Linked DNA regions of Mus musculus: region 1 is linked to region 2. The links are chromatin loops, found by intact Hi-C in ENCODE. Cell type or tissue: left cerebral cortex. All regions are shown on one strand. Each heading gives the region's core, and the rest is flanking DNA. Links, peaks and the distances in the headings are about the cores only.

Region 1 (5,383 bases), core at 282-5,281, 50 kb after region 2:
CCTTTGGAGCTGGTGGGCAAGAGGGAGAAGGGCTTTTAGAGATGAGGCTAGAGAGGCACCAGACTGCTGCAGGCAGAACAGAGCACCAGCATATCCACAGGGATGCTGAGCTGCAGAGCCCTGTGCTCTGAGGCTTCCAGGGGGAATGAAGACTGTGCTTGGGATTGGACCCAAGGCCATTTATGTTCCCTGTGATATGGGATTTGTCTGTGCTCTGCCCATGCCCTAAGACTTAGGGTAAGTGGAGTTTACAGGGCCAGGTTGTGGCAAGAGCCTTGCTGGCTGCTCTTTGTGACATTGACAATGAGAGTTAGGAGTAAAAGAGAGACTGAGAGGACTTGGAAAGCATTTGACCAGAGAAGCAAATTTAAAGTTGGAACCAAAGTAAAGACTGTTACAGATTATTGCCCTCCAAAAAGTTCCATTTCACAAGGACAATAGGAATGATGTGATAGGGGCATCTTCATCCCAGCTGTGGCAGGCTCAAAGGCATAAAAAAGTGAATTCATTTGAGACTTTCCTTCCAGAAGACAGCGCCTCTGAGTCACCCTTCTGGGGTCTCATCACCTAGGACAGTGTTTCCCCTCAGCTCTGCAGGCTCTCAGAGGCTGCTACAGCTAGCTGTGGGTCACAGGGACATGGTTGTTCACTGCTTGAGCCAGTGGCAGACCTTGATGTCATCCACCTGATGCTGGCCTTTCAGACATGCAGAATGCAAGAGTTATGGGCTTCACTCAATTCACAGGAAAACCTGGGAGACCAGGTAATATGTAGCACAGGTGAAACCCTGACAGGAAGCTCATAGAGGATGGGGTGAAGCCAAACATGAAGTGGAGACTTGAAGAAGTTAGAGATGCCAGCGAGTGAAACCGGTGTGAAGGAAAGCTGCAGGTAATGAGGTGAGCCATGTAGGCTGTGAGTGACAGGGCCATAGGGGTGTGGCTCCCCAAGATTTCTGAGGCTCACATCCATCATCACTTGCTCCTGATGATAGACATGGAAGCTGCAGGACTTAACATTTTCCTTCCTGATTTCAGTCTTTGGTCACTCCTTCCTTTCTGTTCAGCCTTCCTCCTCATCTGGAATAGGAATGTTCATTCGGTCCTATTGCATTATGGGAATGCGCTGTGAGTTTGCCTTGAGTCCAGAGGATGTTGAGCTTATCCTTCTGAACAGCATTAGCACTGTTAAGACCACAGTGGTTCTTAGCGATGGACTGCAGTTATTTTGTGTTGTGGTGGGCATGAACCTTTTTGGGTGCCAAGGGCAGAATCATAACATGTGAAATGCCATTCTGAAAAACTCAGTCTTTAAAACACAGTGGAGAAGTGGCAGCCTGTTTTGGGAGCTTCCAGAAACTTCAGGGGGTGGGACCCAGATGGAGGAAGTGGTCACTGAGAGTGTGTTCTTGGCAGTGGTATTTTTCTTCACTGCTTTCTGTCTGCTGTGCAGTGAGCAACTGCTGCCATGTGCTCTGGGACTATGATTCTCTGCTTCACCAGAAGCCCAGAGGCAACAGCCAAGGGTTATGGACTGAAACCTTTGAATCTGCATGCAAACTAAATGACTCTTCTAAGTCAAGTTCTCAGCAATTTGTTCATAACTATAGAAACCAATTAACACGGGATAGTTTCATGTACACAGTTTTCAAGAGCAGCTAAAACTCAGCCCCAGAGCAGATTAGAACTTTAGTTGCTTATAGGTTGGCTGACCGAAGGAAAGGGCATGAGGGAACTTGATGGGGTGGAATTGAGTGTCAGAAAGTAGTCATCATCTGTAATTTCTAATTTTGCTTCAGTGATACAACACAAGAAAACTGTTCTTAGCCATCAGAGTTCACATTGTACACACTACTAATCCATGTTCATTCATGTATGTCGACTCTCACTAGCTCCAGTAAACCTTTGCTGGCCTTTCCCTTCTCATTACAGCACACCTTCCCTTTCTCTTGTCCAAGATTTCTTTTCTACCCAACACTTCATTCCTGTTTCATTGCTCATATTTATAGAAAACTTTTAAGACTAGTTATATTAGTCAGGGCTCACTAGAGCTAGCTCTGTGTGTGTGTGTGTGTGTGTGTGTGTGTGTGTGTGTGTGTGTGTGTGTGTGTGTGTGTTTTACTAAATTGGCTTACAAGCTGTGGTCTGGATAGTCCAACAAAGGCTGCCTCATGATGGAAAGAAAGGCCAAGAATCTAGAAGTTCTCCCATCCACGAGACTGGATGTCTTTGCAGATCTAATCTGGTGCTGGAGTCTGGGAGGGAACCTGGACAGCCCCTAAGTCTACACTGGGCTCCTGAAGAAGTTGGATTTAATACCAGCTACAACAACAGGGTAGATGAACTTGCCATCAAGAATGGGGGCAAGTAGACAAAAGCAATAGCTTCAATCTTCATGTCCTTTTATGTGGGCTGCCAGTAAAAGGTGTGACCTGGATTTAGGGTGGTCTTCCCACTTTAGTCTGAACAAGAAAATCCCTCACAGGCATGCCTAGAAAGTTGGGTTTTAGTTGATTTCAGATGTAGTCAAACTGACAACTAAGATTAGCTGTCACACTAGTGTTACACACATTAGTGAATTACACAGTCCAGAAGTTATCCCTGGTGTAATTTACTGCCTGCTTGTTAACCCTCATTAGAGCATCTTACCATTTCCCATGATGTCATTCCATCAACATTTTCAAAGTTTATCCTTGTTATAACATGGGTCAGCACTTTATGTTTACAGTATGGATGCCCAGCATGTGTGCATTCGTCGTCCGATGTGCACTTGGGTCATAAGCTGTGACCCATGCTGCTGGAGTGTGCCTACACAAGTCTTTGTGTTATCTAGTCATTTCCCTCACTTGAGCATGACTAGAGTTTCCCTTCACATTAAAAGACTGTTCCCTTGGAAACAGGTCTCTAAAATGACAGTTCTCTTTTGTTCAATGTGTGGGAAGTGCAGCATCATTTCCTCTGAGAAGCCCACTATTTAGGAGTCACTTCTCTTATGTTCAGCATAGACTCCCAAGGTTTGGGTATGTTCTGGATCATAGTGCGTGTTTCAGTGTTTTGGCACCCTGTTTTTTGGCTTAATCAGGTACATGCTCTGTCAGTGTTTCCCAGCTGTTTCCAGCCTTCCTCATTTTGCTCTCATTCTACAGAGCTGTGAACATTGTGTCTTACCAGTTCCCTTGGGGTTTTAATGTCATCTTTCTCTTGCTAGCTCACATTGCTTCATTCCATTTTCCTGTCTTTTCCTCCACTCATCTTTCATTTCTTTGTTTTTCTGTGCTTGTGTGCATAGGAACACATTGCCACCATGCTGATGTGAACTAGCACAGGCAGCTTTTTTATGTGGGTTCTGGGGTCACACCTGAATGGCTGGGCCTGCCTGGCTAACACTCTACTCACTGAGGCGTTCTTCTGGCCCTCACAGATTTTCTTCACCTCGCCCTTTAATTCTCTCTCTAGTAACCACTTTGTCTCAGTTATTGTATTTTCAGTTCTAGCTTGCTTTGTTACTAAGTATACTTTCTCTTTATTTGCTAGGATCATTTTTAAGACTTTACACCTTTGTTCATTGAGGAACTCTCATGGTGGCTGCTTTAAAACCATTGTATTAACCTGTCACTACACTGAAATACCCAAGGCAGGTTAATTTGTAAATTTTGAAAATGCTTATTTTGGTTCATGGGTTTGAGGGTCAATGCCTTAACAGCTCTGTTAATGTTCTGGTAAGGAACACCTGTGCTGCATCCTGTTGTAATAGACAACTCAGGTCTATGTGTGTCTTTATCTACTTTTACGAAGCTACCAGGGTTCAGTCACTAATGATTGAATTAATTCCCAAAGGCCTTACCACTAAAAGCAATTAGTATATTATTTACACTTTAACACTACTAACAACTCACGAATGGCATTTAGATTCCCACATGAGTTCTGGGAGGGAGCAAGGCCTCTAAAGGCAGGGGTCCTATAGACCCTTTTAAGACAGTCAGTCCTAGCATGTCCCCTCTGTGTGAGACAGTCCTAGCATGTCCCCTTTGTTTGGTGATCCTTCATCATATTGCCTCACCTGTCTCTAAGTGCCAGGTTTCTGTGACTGGGACTGAGTTCTGTATTACTCTTCTATATACATGGTCTATGATAGTTTCCCTCCCTTCAACTATTGTCACAGTGACTGAGCTCTTATGGAGTCATCATGAGGTTATCCCTATTGGCTGTACCCTTGGCTGTATTTATCTCATGACTCCAGTCTTATCCTTTCCAGGGGTCCACAAAGCTCTTTCTAGCATGCCCAGTGTCAGCGAGGGTGCAGTGGAACCACCAGTAGGCTGACCACTCTACCTAGACCACTCCACAAGTAGAAGGAAAGGTTTAGTGGGGAATCTAACTTCCAGGCTGTCTCAAAGTAGGGGGTAGAACAGCCAAAACGCTGGGAGAAGTCTTGTTAGTTTTAAGGAGACAGCTAGCAGTGAGGGAGGGAAGCATGTAAGCCAGAACAGCCTGCAAGTTAGAGCAAGGGGAGGTCTGATGTGGGCCAGAATAGCCTGGAAAGTACCAAGGGACTTTAATCTGTTACAGGTTTGTCTGACTGAGTTAATCAGGAACTAGATGCTCCTGCCAGAGGCAGTTGGCTGTAAGGGGTGGGTAAGGGAAGTGATGGCTTTTCCCAACAAACAGAAAGCAACTTTACAAGGGTTCTGAGGAATGTGGAGTTTAGGCTTTTGTTTGCCCACAGCGATCCTTCTGTTGACCTGGTCAGAGTCCAGCCTGAGCTGAGGCAGACTGTGTCATTGAGGACATTGTCAGCAGCACTGCTATTTGGGGGCCTGTGCTGGGTCCAACACCTAGTTATTTTGTTCCTCCTGCAGTTTCTTTATATTTGTATTGTAGTTGCCTTATTCACATAAAAGGGGCCTTTTACTTACAGGGTAAATGAGCCTTACTCTGAGTATTGCTCATACAGTGAATTAATTTATATATGTATTCACTTTACATCCTGATCACAGCCCCCCTCCCTCTTCTCCTCCAAGGTGTACCCTCACAACACCCTCCCCCCATTACTCCCTTTCCTTCTCCTCAGAAGTACCATGGGTACCAGCCTGCCCTGGCACATCAAGTCACAGCAGGACTAAGTGCATTCTCTCCTACTGAGATCAGACAAGGCAGCCCAGCTAGGGGATAGGGATCCAAAGGAAGGCAACAGAGTCAGAGAAAGGCCCCTCCCACCCCACTCCCCACCCCCACTCCAGTTGTTAGGAGACTCACATGAAGACCAAACTGCACATCTACTACAAATGTGGGGAGGGGGGAGGCTAGGTTGAACCCCTGCATGCTCCTTGAAAGGTTGGTGGTTCAGTCTGTGAACCCCCAAGGGTCCAGGTTTGTTGACTCTG
Region 2 (5,383 bases), core at 157-5,156:
ACCTGGACAATAGAAAAGGTGCCTTTAGGGCAGAATGAGAGCAGACTCATTCTGCAAACGAGAGTACAACCTGGTGTTAATCCCAGCACCCAGGAGGCAGAGGCAGGAGGATTTCTGTGAGTTTGAAGCCAGCTTGGTCTACATAGCGTGCTCTCGAGATCAAACCTTGGTCCTTGTGCATGTTAGGCAAGAACTGATCTACTCAGCTGTAATATAGTCATGCCCTACTTGGATTCTTCCAACCTTACTCAGTTACCCAGATACTCACAGTCCAGCACAGGTTAAAATACTGTGAGCAGAACTTATGGATGATCCTGGTGGAGGAAGTCAGAAGACCAGAATGACTATAGACACACAGAAGTAAAGACTATGCTTAGGAGTGTTGAGATGAGATCTGGACTAGAGCAGTCAATGAATTTGTCTTCTCTGAGGCCTAACTACAGCTTAAGCTAGTGGTAGACCTTGCTGTCCTCCATCTGATGTTGTGTATGCAAGTCAGCTCATAGAGGCTTCTACTCAGATTTCAAGGAATGTTGGAGAGTCTGGATGATATGTGACAGAGGTAAGAGTACAAGGTAGTTCTTGGGAGAACAGTGGGTGTGACATGGAGCAGAGGCCTAGGATGCTGAAGATGATACAAGTTCAGACTGTCTGCCAAGGAAAGCTCTAGACAGTGAGCATGGTCAGCCTGGTAGGGGATGGGCTCCTCCAGCCTCTTGGCACCCAGATAACACCACTGAGCCTCTCAGCCATGGAACCGTAAGAGCTTACATTTGCCATGCTGATTCCCAGCTTGCTTTGGTCTCCTCGCTCCTTTCCTTGTGTCCCTTTTGGAATGAAGGTCTTATTTCCGCTGTATACTTGAGATATGCAAAACTTTCTTTTTGGCCTTATAGGGGCTCATGGGTGAGAGTTGGTCTGGAGTCTCAGGAAATGTCGTACTTGCCCTATTGAGCAGTGCTAGAACTATTGAGGCGTTGGAGAAGCAAACTAAAGTACTTTGGGGTATACATAGGATGGTTTTGTTACGTGTTATTAATTATGGCCTTGTTGCTATCTTCAGGAATTAGGTATGGTTTTAGGAGGTGTGTTTGAGTGTCAGGTTGACAGAGGGTGTTCTTGTGACAGTTAATCTTGATTGTCAACTTGGACTGAAAAATACTGAGGACATTTGTGAGGTGCATTTCTGCTGTGCTTGTGGGGTATTTCTAATGATGATTAAGTGGGGAACGGCTACTCTGAATCCTGCTTGTGTCATAGAGTAGGCTGAGAACCCAGATAGACTAAAAGGGCAAGAAAGAGTGAGCACGGGACCATTCTCTCTCTCTGCTTGCTGGTGTCCATGCGGTGAGCAACTCTGCTCTGATGTCTTGTCCTTTCCTGACTACAGCTGTGGAACGGATTGACTGTGGACTGACACCCTGAAACTGGGATGGAAAAGACATTTTTTTTGTCCTTTTACATTGTTCTGTCAGGCATTCGTCAATGATGAAAGACTAACAACACACCAGCTCAGTGCTGAAAGGCTTGTGGGGGGACACACTGTGAGCAGGCATGTCCCCCTACAGCGGGGTGGTGAATGAGGCCTTGGGTCTGACCTGTAGCACTGTATAGAATGGGCATGGTGGTGTACACCTCACCCTTGGGAGTTGGAGGCAGGAAGGTCAGAAATCCAAGATCATCCTCTGTTACATAGTGACTCCGAGATCTGCCTGTTTCAAAAACAAACACCGCAACAGCTGTGCCTGTACCACAGCTCTGAGAGCTTTTGCTGTTGCCAGGTCTCCTCCCCGGCCAGCCTCTGCACTCCAAGAGCAGGTGTCCAGTCCCAACTCTCTTCTTCCAGTGGTCCAACTAAGTTACTGCATTGAAGGAGTGGAACCAACTTCACTACAGCTTTAGCAAAGCCCCTGCGTAAGAGATCTCACCCCCCACCCCCCAGGGCACAGGAATTGCCACTTGCACAGCACACTTGCCTTTTAGATGCCACACTTTTCTTACATAGTGGATTCAGTCATTTCTGTCTTTTCATAATGATTTTTACCCATACTGAAGTACTTACTGGCAGTAATCTAATTCAGTCTCCTAGTTGCTGGATTCTTTCCTGGTTTCTCAGCTCTAAAATAAGCTTCCAGTCCTGCCTCATGATCTGTACAGGCCTGGGCAGGGACCACAGACAGTGCTACAGAAAAGACAGCTGCAGGAGACAAGTGGCCTTATTATAGCCAGCTTGCTTATCCCTGTTCAACCAGTGAACTGTTCAACTTAACTGGAAATAGAGAAAGAGTCAAAGCTAAAACATCCCTTCATCTCCAATAAGGTCAACGTATCAGCATACTATGACAACAGCAATACTTTCAGTGTTCGAGACCCTGGCCACTCCATTACTCCATTTACTGAAAGGCAGCTGCAGCTGTGCTTCCTCCTCTCCTCTCCTCTCCTCTCCTCTCCTCTCCTCTCCTCTCCTCTCCTCTCCTGTCCTGTCCTGTCCTGTCCCTGTCCTGTCCCTGTCCTGTCCTGTCCCTGTCCTGTCCCTGTCTCCCTGTCCCTGCCTCCCTGTCCCTGCCTCCCTGTCCCTGCCTCCCTGTCCCTGCCTCCCTGTCCCTGTCTCCCTGTCTCCCTGTCCCTGTCTCCCTGTCCCTGTCTCCCTGTCCCTGTCTCCCTGTCCCTGTCTCCCTGTCCCTGTCTCCCTGTCCCTGTCTCCCTGTCCCTGTCTCTGTCCCTGTCCCTGTCCCTGTCCCTGTCCTGTCCTATCTTATCTTATCTTGTTTTGAGATGGGGTCTTGCTCTGGAGCCTGAGTTGCCTTCTCCTCTTTGTAGCTTGGGCTGGCATTGAACTTTTGATTTTCCCGTCTCAGCCAGCCTCCAAGTGCTGGAATGAAGGGCATTGCCCAGCATGGTTGGCTCCATGCACTTCTATCTCACGGCAGGTACCTTTCCCCAGTAGCAAATCAGCCAGGGTAGAGACTTGCCAGTTTTCTGTTGATATTTTACTTTACTATTTTTAATTTATTAGGAAAGAGTTGCTAATTCTAGCATGCTAAAAAGGAAGCTGTCGGAAACATTCAGTGACTCAAGAAACTTGAAAAAGTTTATATTTGTGTGTGTATGTGCCTGTGTAAGTTTATGTGCATCATGTGTGTGCAGGAGTCTCTGGAGTCCAGAAGAAAGTGTCAGAGTCTCTGGAACTTGAGTTATAGTTTGTTGTTGTTGTTGTTGTCATTGCTGTTGTTATATACGAATGGGACCCAGGCTATCTGTAAGAGCAGTGTAACTTTTTTTTTTTTAAATAAGCTTGAATTTAATAAGTCTGAAACCATTCTCAGCACATGGCATTGTATATGGGCATCTGTGCAAACAGATTCATTTTAACAGGTCATAGTTTTAAAAAGTCATAGATACTGTGAGTTCTGTATAAACCGGAGGACAGCAAGTTAGTTCCTTTTGATTTATAAGCCTCAATGTTACCGCAGAATAAAGAATGTAGCCAAAGAAAGCATTATCGGTCACTCGTATAGGGCACTGTTGTTTCTATAATTTGAAGCTTTCTGAATGGATGGGTTCAGGCCCGATCCAAATGTAAAAAGATCACTCAGTGAATAGACTATATGGGAACTGTACAAAGTGTCATTAACTTCCATCATTAATAGCTTATTCAGCACTATACCACTATTGCTAGTTAGAATAACCTGCTTCTGAGGCCCCACGGAGGGAGGCGGCCTGCGCACGCAGCCTCGATGCCCTGCCCACCTCATGCCCAGGGCGTGCCATACAGTCCAACAGAAGCTTTGGCTTTAGGAAGGAGTCACAGACATTGAAAAGAATGGCTGTAATCGTCAGTAAGTGTGCAGTGGGAGGGAGTGTGCTTCAGATAGCCTGGGCAGGGCTGGCGGCAGGTCACTCCTGCTGCCACAGCTACAGACACTAGTTTGTACATGACAGACAATGAGGGAAAGCAGTCCCTTTCAAACAAACTGGGAAAAAAAAAGATAAGAATTTAGGGGCAGGTGGTTTCCTCCATTGCATTTATGCCATCATACACTAGTGGGTCTATTTTTTTTTTTTTTTTTTTTTGGTTTTTCGAGACAGGGTTTCTCTGTATAGCCCTGGCTGTCCTAGAACTCACTTTGTAGACCGGGCTGGCTTCGAACTCAGAAACCCACCTGCTTCTGCCTCCTGAGTGCTAGTAATAAAGGTGCGCACCATCACTGCCCAGCTTAGTGGGTCTATCTTGCCAGGCTAGTCATTACTGTAGCTTCAGGGGTTGCAACCGAGGAAGACTAATGATGTTTTTCTCCCACTGCACACTGTAGTATTCATAGAACCCAACACTTCTTCCATGTTTGATTGGATTGTTTGTCCTCTTTCAGGTACAGTTGTCCCTCAGTATCTTGGGGAATCAGTTCCAGGACCTCTTGTGGATAGGCCTAGGGTGTTCAGGACCCTTCTGTGAACAAGTTCAGTATTTGCATGCAGCCCACACATAAATGCCTTAATTACGTTATTTGTGCTTTCTAATTCAATGTAAATGCTGTATAATTGTTACTGTACCCGATCGGGCTGGGGAGATGGCTTATTGGGTAAAGAGCTGGCTGTGTGAGTGTGAGGTACAGAGTTTAACTGGTAGCACCTACAAAAATGTCTGCTAGGGTAGCTTCAGGCCTCTGTTGGCTGAGTCAGTGGATCTGGAACCTCTAAGGCGTGTGTGGCAGGCCTGATAGATTTTGGATGCAGTTTTTCTCAACCTGTGGCCTCCCTCCTTCACCCCTTGACAGAATCTTGCTTCCTCGGTTCTGCCCTTTGACTGCTGAGTGTGAGGACTACATGTGTACTGCCATGCCTGGTTGAAGTTGGAAGATTGAGGGTTACCTTACTTTAATGGATCAGGGTCTTGTTGTGATATATTTGAAAGTTCTGTACTTGCAGTTTCAGATAAATGGGTTTATTGGGTATGGAGCAACCAAAAGGGAAAGAACAAATAGCAAGTAATAGATAACATCATCAAACATGACTGGTGTAGCCTGATGGAGAGCAGACAAAGGGAACATCAGCCAGTGGAGGCTTCAGCTCTCAGAGGAACCGGACCGGGGAAGAAGCAGCTAACTAGTACTACTGGTTGGGAGGCTCGCCATCCAGCTCCCACTGCAGACATATTAGACCGTGGGTCAACAATAATAATCTCTGTTGGAAAGGCTTCACCTTCTGGCTGTTCTCAAGGACACAATGTTTTTTAATCCCCTTAGCTACTTGCTGTTTTTCTTTACCCCAGTAACAGAGCTGGGGGGAAAGGGCTGACCCCAGGACAGGGCATTTTGGAGGACACTTGACATTAACAGGTTAGAGTCTGAGACATGAGAAACACATAGTTTAGAGTCTTAGAATT

What was found. Hi-C counts contacts between places; a loop is a spot of excess contacts. Peaks named below come from ENCODE experiments on the same cell type or tissue, not always from the same donor. Only the 100,000 strongest peaks of a DNase experiment are listed, where the experiment ranks them.
Region 1: it touches region 2 in a loop (2.1-fold over the local background); 1 of 42 quality-filtered maps calls a loop at or near these places.

The regions. Positions count from the first base shown.
Region 1 is chr17:31,965,052-31,970,434 of GRCm38, reverse strand. The region is part of intron 7 of Hsf2bp (heat shock transcription factor 2 binding protein); the gene reads left to right. Among named protein-coding and RNA genes, the nearest start is that of Gm30571, 55 kb to the right of the region's middle. In left cerebral cortex, for the core only: no CTCF peak of the experiment used is centred there; DNase peaks (open chromatin) are centred at 1,424 and 2,970.
Region 2 is chr17:32,015,094-32,020,476 of GRCm38, reverse strand. The region is part of intron 3 of Hsf2bp (heat shock transcription factor 2 binding protein); the gene reads left to right. Among named protein-coding and RNA genes, the nearest start is that of Hsf2bp, 17 kb to the left of the region's middle. In left cerebral cortex, for the core only: no CTCF peak of the experiment used is centred there; DNase peaks (open chromatin) are centred at 1,786 and 2,141.